2 separate regions of the Homo sapiens genome follow, and region 1 is linked to region 2. The links are chromatin contacts, found by Hi-C in ENCODE. All regions are on one chromosome and are shown on one strand. Each heading gives the region's core, a stretch centred on a gene start or an enhancer-like site at or near the end of the contact. The rest is flanking DNA. Distances are from core to core; before and after follow the strand shown. Region 1 has its middle 55 kb from the start of LINC01213. Region 2 has its middle 37 kb from the start of TM4SF4.

Region 1 (3,795 bases), core at 310-2,809, 670 kb before region 2:
AAATCAATTGACCGTAGATGTGAGAGATAATTTCTGGGCTCTCTATTCTGCTCCATTAGTCTATGTGTCTAGTTTTTTGCCAGTACCATGCTGTTTTAGTTATTGTAGCTTTTTAGTATGGTTTGAAATCAGATAGTGTAGTGCCTCCAGCTTTGTTCTTTTTGCTCATAATTGCCTCTGCTATTCAGGTTTTTGTGGTTCCATATGAAGTTTAGTATTTTTTTCTATTTCTATGAAAAATGACACTGGAATCTTGATAGGGATTGCATTGAATCTGTAGGTTACTTGGACAGTTTTATATTCAGGCAAGGTAGAACAATGGAACAGAGTAGATCATTCTCAAACTCACACACAAATGAACACGATTGATGACAAGGGTGGTACTGTAGAACAGTGGGAAGAGGAGTGTCTTTCCAACAAATAAACCTGGGACAATTGGAAACCCAAATAGGAAAAATAAAACTTGACCACTACCTTCTGTCTAATAAAATGTCAATTCCAGGAGACTAGGCCTAAATGCAAAATGCAAAACAATAAAGATTTGAGAGGTAATATAGGACAATGTCTTCCCTCAGGGTAGGGAAATATTTTTTAAATAAGATACAAAACAAAAATCATAAGAGTTATAAATTGAGTTTCATAAAAATTAAGAACCTCTGTTCCTAAAGAGACACCAATTAAACAAATGAAAAACAAGCCTTGACTGAAGGACTATATCTCAACATATGTAACTAATAAAGGCCTCTTAACCAGAATATATAAAGAATAAGTACAAATAACTAAGAAAAAGGCAGACCTTGGGAAATTGGCCAACAGACTTGAATAAATAATTCTCAAAAGAGGATATCTACATAGACAAGAAACATATGGGAAGTGCTTGACTTCACTAGTAACTAAGAAAATGCCAACTAAAACACCATGAAGTATCCTGACCCCACCCATCAGAATGACAAAAATGAAACTGGCTGACAATACTAACTTTTGCAGATGATAAGGAGCAAAGGGAACCCTCATAGTCTTGATGAGAGTGTAAACTGTTATATTTCCCTTGGAAAGCAGTTAGTCATTGTTTACTGAAGTTGAAGGTATGTGAACCCTATGACCCATCAATTACAAATACTTGCACAAATGTCCCCAAAGTCATAATATACAGGATCCCATTTATGGGCCTCCCCAGATTGCTCTGGACGTTGTCAAGTCCCCAGATCATGATTTTATAACAACAAAGAAGCCTGCGCTCCTGTCCTAGGAGGAAACATTTCATGTGTAGTTACTGATAAGCAAGACCTTAAGATAATTTAGTCTTCTTTCCGTTCCTGGGTTCATTCCCAGACAAAGGTGATGTCAGGCTTGTACTGTGCGCTAAATTCCCACAGCCCAGCGGCTCTGGCTTTTTCGGTAAAATTTTTAGGCGGAAGATAAGGTGCGTTTTTCATTTGGTACTCGCCCTTCAGAAAGGAGCTAACTGTTCAGGATGCCGCTGGTCTTGTTTCGTAACAACGCTAGATGGAGCTCCTTCTTTTCGTTCCTTCTTGACTCTCGCCAGCAGCGTGGGCCCCGCAGTTTCTCACAACCCTGAGCGGGTGCCCTTGCACTTCCCGCAGGACAAGGACGTCGCCGTCCACCACCCAGGAATTAATTCGCGATGTCTTTACTCTGGGGGAGGGTGCAGTGCTCCTTTCCCTCAGGACAGCTAAGAGGCTTAAGGGGTGTTCTAGTCAGCTTCATTCTTCTGCTTCTAGGCAAGCGTGAGATCAAATGATTTCGAACCTACAGTTCACTGCCTTTTCCTTAGAGACGGGAGGGAAGCGGAATCCATGAACTCCCACTTCAGCGACAACCTTGATTATAACCTTCTGAGTAGCAACTATCTCCCCCTAGCATACAAAGAAGGACTCAATACATTTTTTATTGTTTACTGAAAAAATAACATTACATCATCGTAGGGAAAAGGAAGAGAATTAGCAGGAGAAATGAGTAAATGATTGGTCTGTAATCCACATGTACTGGGGTCACTCTGCTCCTGACCAACCTACACCTCCACCCCCACAAAGCTGATAGTAAATTCCTAATGAGAATAGTCTCGGCTTCAGTGTTGCCTCTGCAAGGCAACCATTCATTCTCAAGCAGAGCCTCCATTCATCACCATATCCTCTGCTTTATTTTTCTCATGTATTTATCTGTTCAGTTATTTATTGTCTGTCACTCCATTAGATTGTGAGTTCCCATGGACTTTGTCTATCTAGTTCCAGGCATGGTCCTCATGCTCTGGAATAGTCCTAGGCACATATTGGGTGCTCAATGTTTGTGGAGTGAATGGTCCTGTGATTCCAAGCTCCATCTGGATCCATTTTGTTTATGGGTCTTCTCCTGCCTGTATATGCTGTCTGCATTCCACAGTTTGTCAACTTGTCTGTGGAACTGTAGCCCTTCCTTAGGTGCCCCTGAAAAACCTCCCATAGAAGGTGTCTTTGATGTGAAAACCTCCACTGAAAATTTGGGTAGACAGCGGGAGCTACATAGAGGTGACCAGACAGTCTAACGCTCAACATTCATGTTTCCTGGATTTAACAGTCTCGTCTCCATCCCCATCACTGAGACCATCCATAATGCCCCATCCCGTGGACCCCTCTGGCATCTCAGAGTCTTGCTGTCACCTCTCTCTTTTCATCTCTTTTCCTTTTTTCAACTCTTTTCATACTTTTATGCTGAATAACTCAATTCAACTCTTCCTAGATCCTTCTCTGAGCCCAGGTTTGCCCATCTAAAACCCATCAATGTACTAGCCAAACTACAGAGCAGTCTCCCTTAGAAAACCTAAAGTTCAGAGATAGAACAGTGTTTTCTTATAATAGCGCCCCCTTTTCTTTACAACTAAGATGTTCACCAGTTTATCTGATTCTGTTACTTTACCTTTCTGTCCCCCAAAATAGTTAGAATAAATACCCAGTGTCCTTCCTATCCTCCAACATTTTTAGCTAGAATAAAAGTGATTTAAAAGATGACAGATGGAGACCTTGAGGTAGATAAATAAACCACTAAAAGTATGGAGCCTAAGGCTAAGTGTAGAAGTGGCGAGAGACAGGGAAACTTTCTTTAACCTTGCCTTGATGATTGCCTAAGACGTAGGTGGGGTGTCTGTATTTATTAGCCTAAGATCTGTATTCATAGGTGGGAGGAGTTGAAAAGAGTCATCATTTAGATTCTTGAATTTCCTTTGCTCCCCATAAGCCTCCTCTGGCCTTTCACATGTGTTAAGTAAAACTAGCTGCTGAAACAGATACACCTATAATCTCAGAGATTTAATAAGGTTTATTTTCTATTCACATCAGAGTCCAAGACACATTGTATGGCCTTCCATGTGAACGTTCAGAGGCCCAGGCCCCTTCCACCTTGTGGTTCCTCTTCCTCTTCGTCCTCTCAGTAGCGGGCAGTTAGGGAAAGAGACTGGGAAATACATCTGCTTCTTACCCACTTGGCCATTTACAAAGCTCTTCTGCTCACATTTTATTGGGCGAACCAATTAATTGGCCCATATATGCGTAAAGGTTGATGAGGTTGGGAAATGTAGCCGCTGACTGGCTAGGAAGAACATGGGTTTTTGCAGTCAAATAGCTATGTTTGTCACACCCCTGAAAGCAAATTTTCATCTGGAGATTAGTCTCACGTCGTCGGACTTCTTACCTTTTTCTAGCATCATTTTTTATTGTTTTAAGCATGAGGCCTCTCTCCATCCCGTATAAGCCGCCCAAATGTTTCCCTTTCTCTCAGACTTGCACCCCACTTAACACCTTT
Region 2 (3,598 bases), core at 923-3,422:
AGGTGTGTGAGCACTAGTAAAATGCATGTGTGGGCAGTCTCCTTTACAATTCGCGCTGGGCTTCATTATGACAACAAGTTAAGAAGTTCAGTACTGTGCAGGTATTCATTAATGCCGTGGCCTTAGCCAAGTTTCTTAAAGTCTCAGAACTTAAGTTTCTTTCTTTCTTTTTTTTTTTTTTTTTTGAGATGGAGTTTTGTTCTTGTTGCCCAGGCTGGAGTGCAATGGCCATGATCTTCTCTCACCGCAACCTCCGCCTCCTGGGTTCAAGTGATTCTCCTGCCTCAGCCTCTGGAGTAGCTGGGATTACAGGCATGTACCACCAGGCCCAGCTAATTTTATATTTTTAGTAGAGACAGGGTTTCACCATGTTGGTCAGGCTGGTCTCGAACTCCCGACCTCAGGTGATCCGCCCGCCTCGGTCTCCCAAAGTGATGGGATTACAGGTGTGAGCCACCGTGCCCGGTGGGAACTTCAGTTTCTTTACATGTAAAATTGGCATAATAAAAAAGGGAGGGGTACAATGAGAGAGTGGTGAAGATGAAGAGAAGTGACTTATGTGAAAACCAGTCGTTCATAGATGGTCAATAAATATTCATTCCCTTCTTTGAGCTTTTCCTTCTCTTGGCCCAGGCCATGTCTTTCTCCGCAGCGTTTACCACCATCTAACAGTGAGAGATAACTTACTTTTCGATTGTCCCCCATTAACTTGTCAGCTGCATGAGAGCAGGGATTTTGTTTGCTTTGTACCTAGCACCTTGAGCCATGCCTAACACGGAAACCTTTCCTTTGGACAGTGCAATCTTGGGCTTGTTTGCTGTCACTTCCATGACTTGCATTTATGAGGTTTTTGGAAAATGTTCCTTGATGAGAAAATATTCAAGAAAAATTGGATTATTTAGAAAGATGGGCAAACCTGCTCGCGGAGAAATTATCTGCTTAGTGACCTGTTATCTGCTGCCCTCTAATGGCTGAGCCGAGTCACCATTAGCAGGCGGCAGGTGGCTTTGTCATGGTGTAGTGAGTGACCAGAGCCTGGCTCAGGGGGTGCAGCCGACCAGGGCTGGGAATAGGATGGGGCATTGCTGAAGGGGGAAGGAGAAAGACATGCAGAATACAGACGTGTTTGTTTCCTTCTTTGCACTGACCTATGTGTCCTTTGGTGAGGAGTTCTATGGCTTTTGAGTCAGAATAAAGTTATTAAGTACAAAGAGAAAAAAAAACAAAAAAAACTAAAGTCATTTTCAGAGCAGGGTTCACAGTAGAGTCAATGGCTCACCTGCCTTAGAATTTCCCAAGTTGTTGGTGTAACTGTGAATTTCTCAGACCTCCTGAACCTGAAAGAGACTGAGGTCTGAGACTCTGCATTTGTTCGGTGAGCTTCCATGTGATTCTGGTGCAGTCAAGTTTGACACCTAAGGAGTAATCTCCAATTTTTTTTTTCATCATGGAGCCCCGATGTATGTATGTTTGCTTGTTTATTTTTTAATGTTATAAATTAAATACAAAATGACTGTTCTAGTGTATTGTGTACATTATAAAACATTCACAAAAATGGAAATTTTTAAAGAATAAAAAAATACATTAAAGTTTACATATGAACTTCCCATGCCACATTTTGGATGAGTATAATTTATGATTAAATGTTATGTAACTGATCCTTAGGGTGATTATGATGGCACAACATTCATTTTCCCAAGTTTGTGGCCCCAACATCAATAGGCAGCAGGATTATCTGCAGAGGTTTTATTTCTGCTTCAATAGCATCACGGGAATTCTCTTTCTTCCCCTCTCCCTGTTTTTCTACCTCTCCACAATATTCACATTTGATGCTGGGAAAAGTTGTCATGTTTACTCTCTTTACCAAGCTGATGCTCCTAGTATTGCAATTTCTTGGTAGGAAACTGAGTGTGGACTGGTAAGGGTGTTGGCATCATATAGCCTGCAATGCCCAGGTGCTTAAGCAAACACAAATATACACCCTTGGGACTACTCCAAGACTGAACCAGTTGCAAAATCATCTCCTGTGAAACCCTGCCTAGAAAAAGCTTTCAATGCATAATTAGACTCTAATCTGGCTCTTAATTTTTCTGGGGTCATGGATCTTTAAGAATGCGATGAAATCTTCAGGCTCTCCAAGGCTGGGAAAAAATAATTCATGTGACCGTAGGTACTATTTAAGAGAGTGTAAACACTTCTGCAGTTCTCAAAGTGTGGAATCTGGGCTGGCAGCATTAGCATCATTAAGGAACTTAATAGAAACGTCCAGCAGGGCATGGTGGGGTAGGTCTGTAATCCCAGCATTTAGGAGGCCAGTGTAGGAGGATAGCTTGAGGCCAAGATAGGAGACCAGCCTGGGCAACACAGCAAGGCCCCATCTCTACAAAAAGAAGGAGGCTGGGTGCAGTGGCTCACACCTGTAATCCCAACACTTTGGGAGGCCAAGGCAAGTGGATCACCTGAGGTCAGGAGTTCAAGACCAGCTGGCTAACACGGTGAAACCCTGTTTCTACTAAAAATACAAAAAATTAGCCGGGCGTGGTGGTGTGCACCTGTAATCCCGCTACTCGGGAGGCTGAGGCAGGAGAATCACTTGAACTCATGAGGCGGAGGTTGCAGTGAATGGAGATAGCACCATTGCATTCCAGCTTGGGCAACAAAAGAGAAACTGTCAAAAAAGAAAGAGGAAGAAAGAAAGAAAGAAAAGAAAGAAAGAAAGAGAGAGAGAGAGAAAGAAAGAGAGAGAGGAAGAGAGAAAGAAAGAAAAGAAAGAAGGAAAGGAAGGAAGGAAAGAAAGAAAGAAGGAAAGAAAGAAAGAGGGAGGGAAAAGAAGGAAGGAAGGAAAGAAGAGGAGGGAGGGAAAGAAAGAGAAAGACAGCTAAAGAAAAAGAAAAAGAAAGGAAAAGAAAGAAAAGAAAAGAAAGAAAAAAAAAGAAGCAATACTCGACCCCCAAGCCTACTGAATCAGCAACTCTGGGGTGGGAGCTGGCACTCTGTGTTTAGCAAACCCCCCAGGACTCGAGTTTGAAAACACTCCAGAACAGTTCTCCAACCTGCTTCCTTATTAGAATCACCTGGTGAGTTAAAAATAAAAAGGACTGATGTCTGATGCCTGGCCTCCAAACTCACTTAATTAAATTAATATACCTGGAAGTGGGGCGGGAATGGACACTGGGATTTTTAAAAGCTCTGCAAAGGAGCTAAGCTCTGTAGACCCAGGCTACTTTTCTCTCCTCCTCCTCCTCCTCCTTCTTCTTCTTCCTTTTAGAGACAGGATCTTGTTCTGTTGCTCAGGCTGTAGTACACTGGTGCAGTCATAGCTCACTGCAGCCTCGAACTCCTGGGCTCAAGTGATCCTCCTGCCTCAACCTCCCAAAGTGCTAGGATTACAGGCATGAGCCACTGCGCCTGGCCCCAGGCTACTTATGACAACTCCAAAACCAGAGCATGATAGCACTAAAGAGGAACTTAGCAACAGCCTGACTCAATTGCTCTCATTTACTGAGAAGGAAACTGAGGCCCAAAGAAATGGGGAGGTTTTCCAAGGCTACACCATTGCTGAGTATCACAGTTAGCACCCAGCTCTCCTTCTCTCCCT

What was found. A loop is a pair of places that touch in the nucleus more often than their neighbours do. Pooled maps may share reads with other maps.
Region 1: a map of PC-9 shows a loop between it and region 2 (4-fold over the local background). The contact joins two enhancer-like sites. A Hi-C loop is called at or near these places in 1 of 168 maps with a recorded cell type or tissue (PC-9), 9 of 37 single-sample maps with no recorded cell type and 9 of 50 pooled maps.

The regions. Positions count from the first base shown.
Region 1 is chr3:150,182,060-150,185,854 of GRCh38, reverse strand. No RefSeq gene overlaps it. Among named protein-coding and RNA genes, the nearest start is that of LINC01213, 55 kb to the left of the region's middle. Within about 2 kb of position 1,559, at least 12 of the 41 ENCODE cell types and tissues checked have a DNase peak (open chromatin) inside an H3K27ac peak, as active enhancers do; they include PC-9, where a contact is called at or near this core.
Region 2 is chr3:149,509,850-149,513,447 of GRCh38, reverse strand. No RefSeq gene overlaps it. Among named protein-coding and RNA genes, the nearest start is that of TM4SF4, 37 kb to the right of the region's middle. RefSeq lists a silencer at 882-981. Within about 2 kb of position 2,172, at least 3 of the 41 ENCODE cell types and tissues checked have a DNase peak (open chromatin) inside an H3K27ac peak, as active enhancers do; they include PC-9, where a contact is called at or near this core.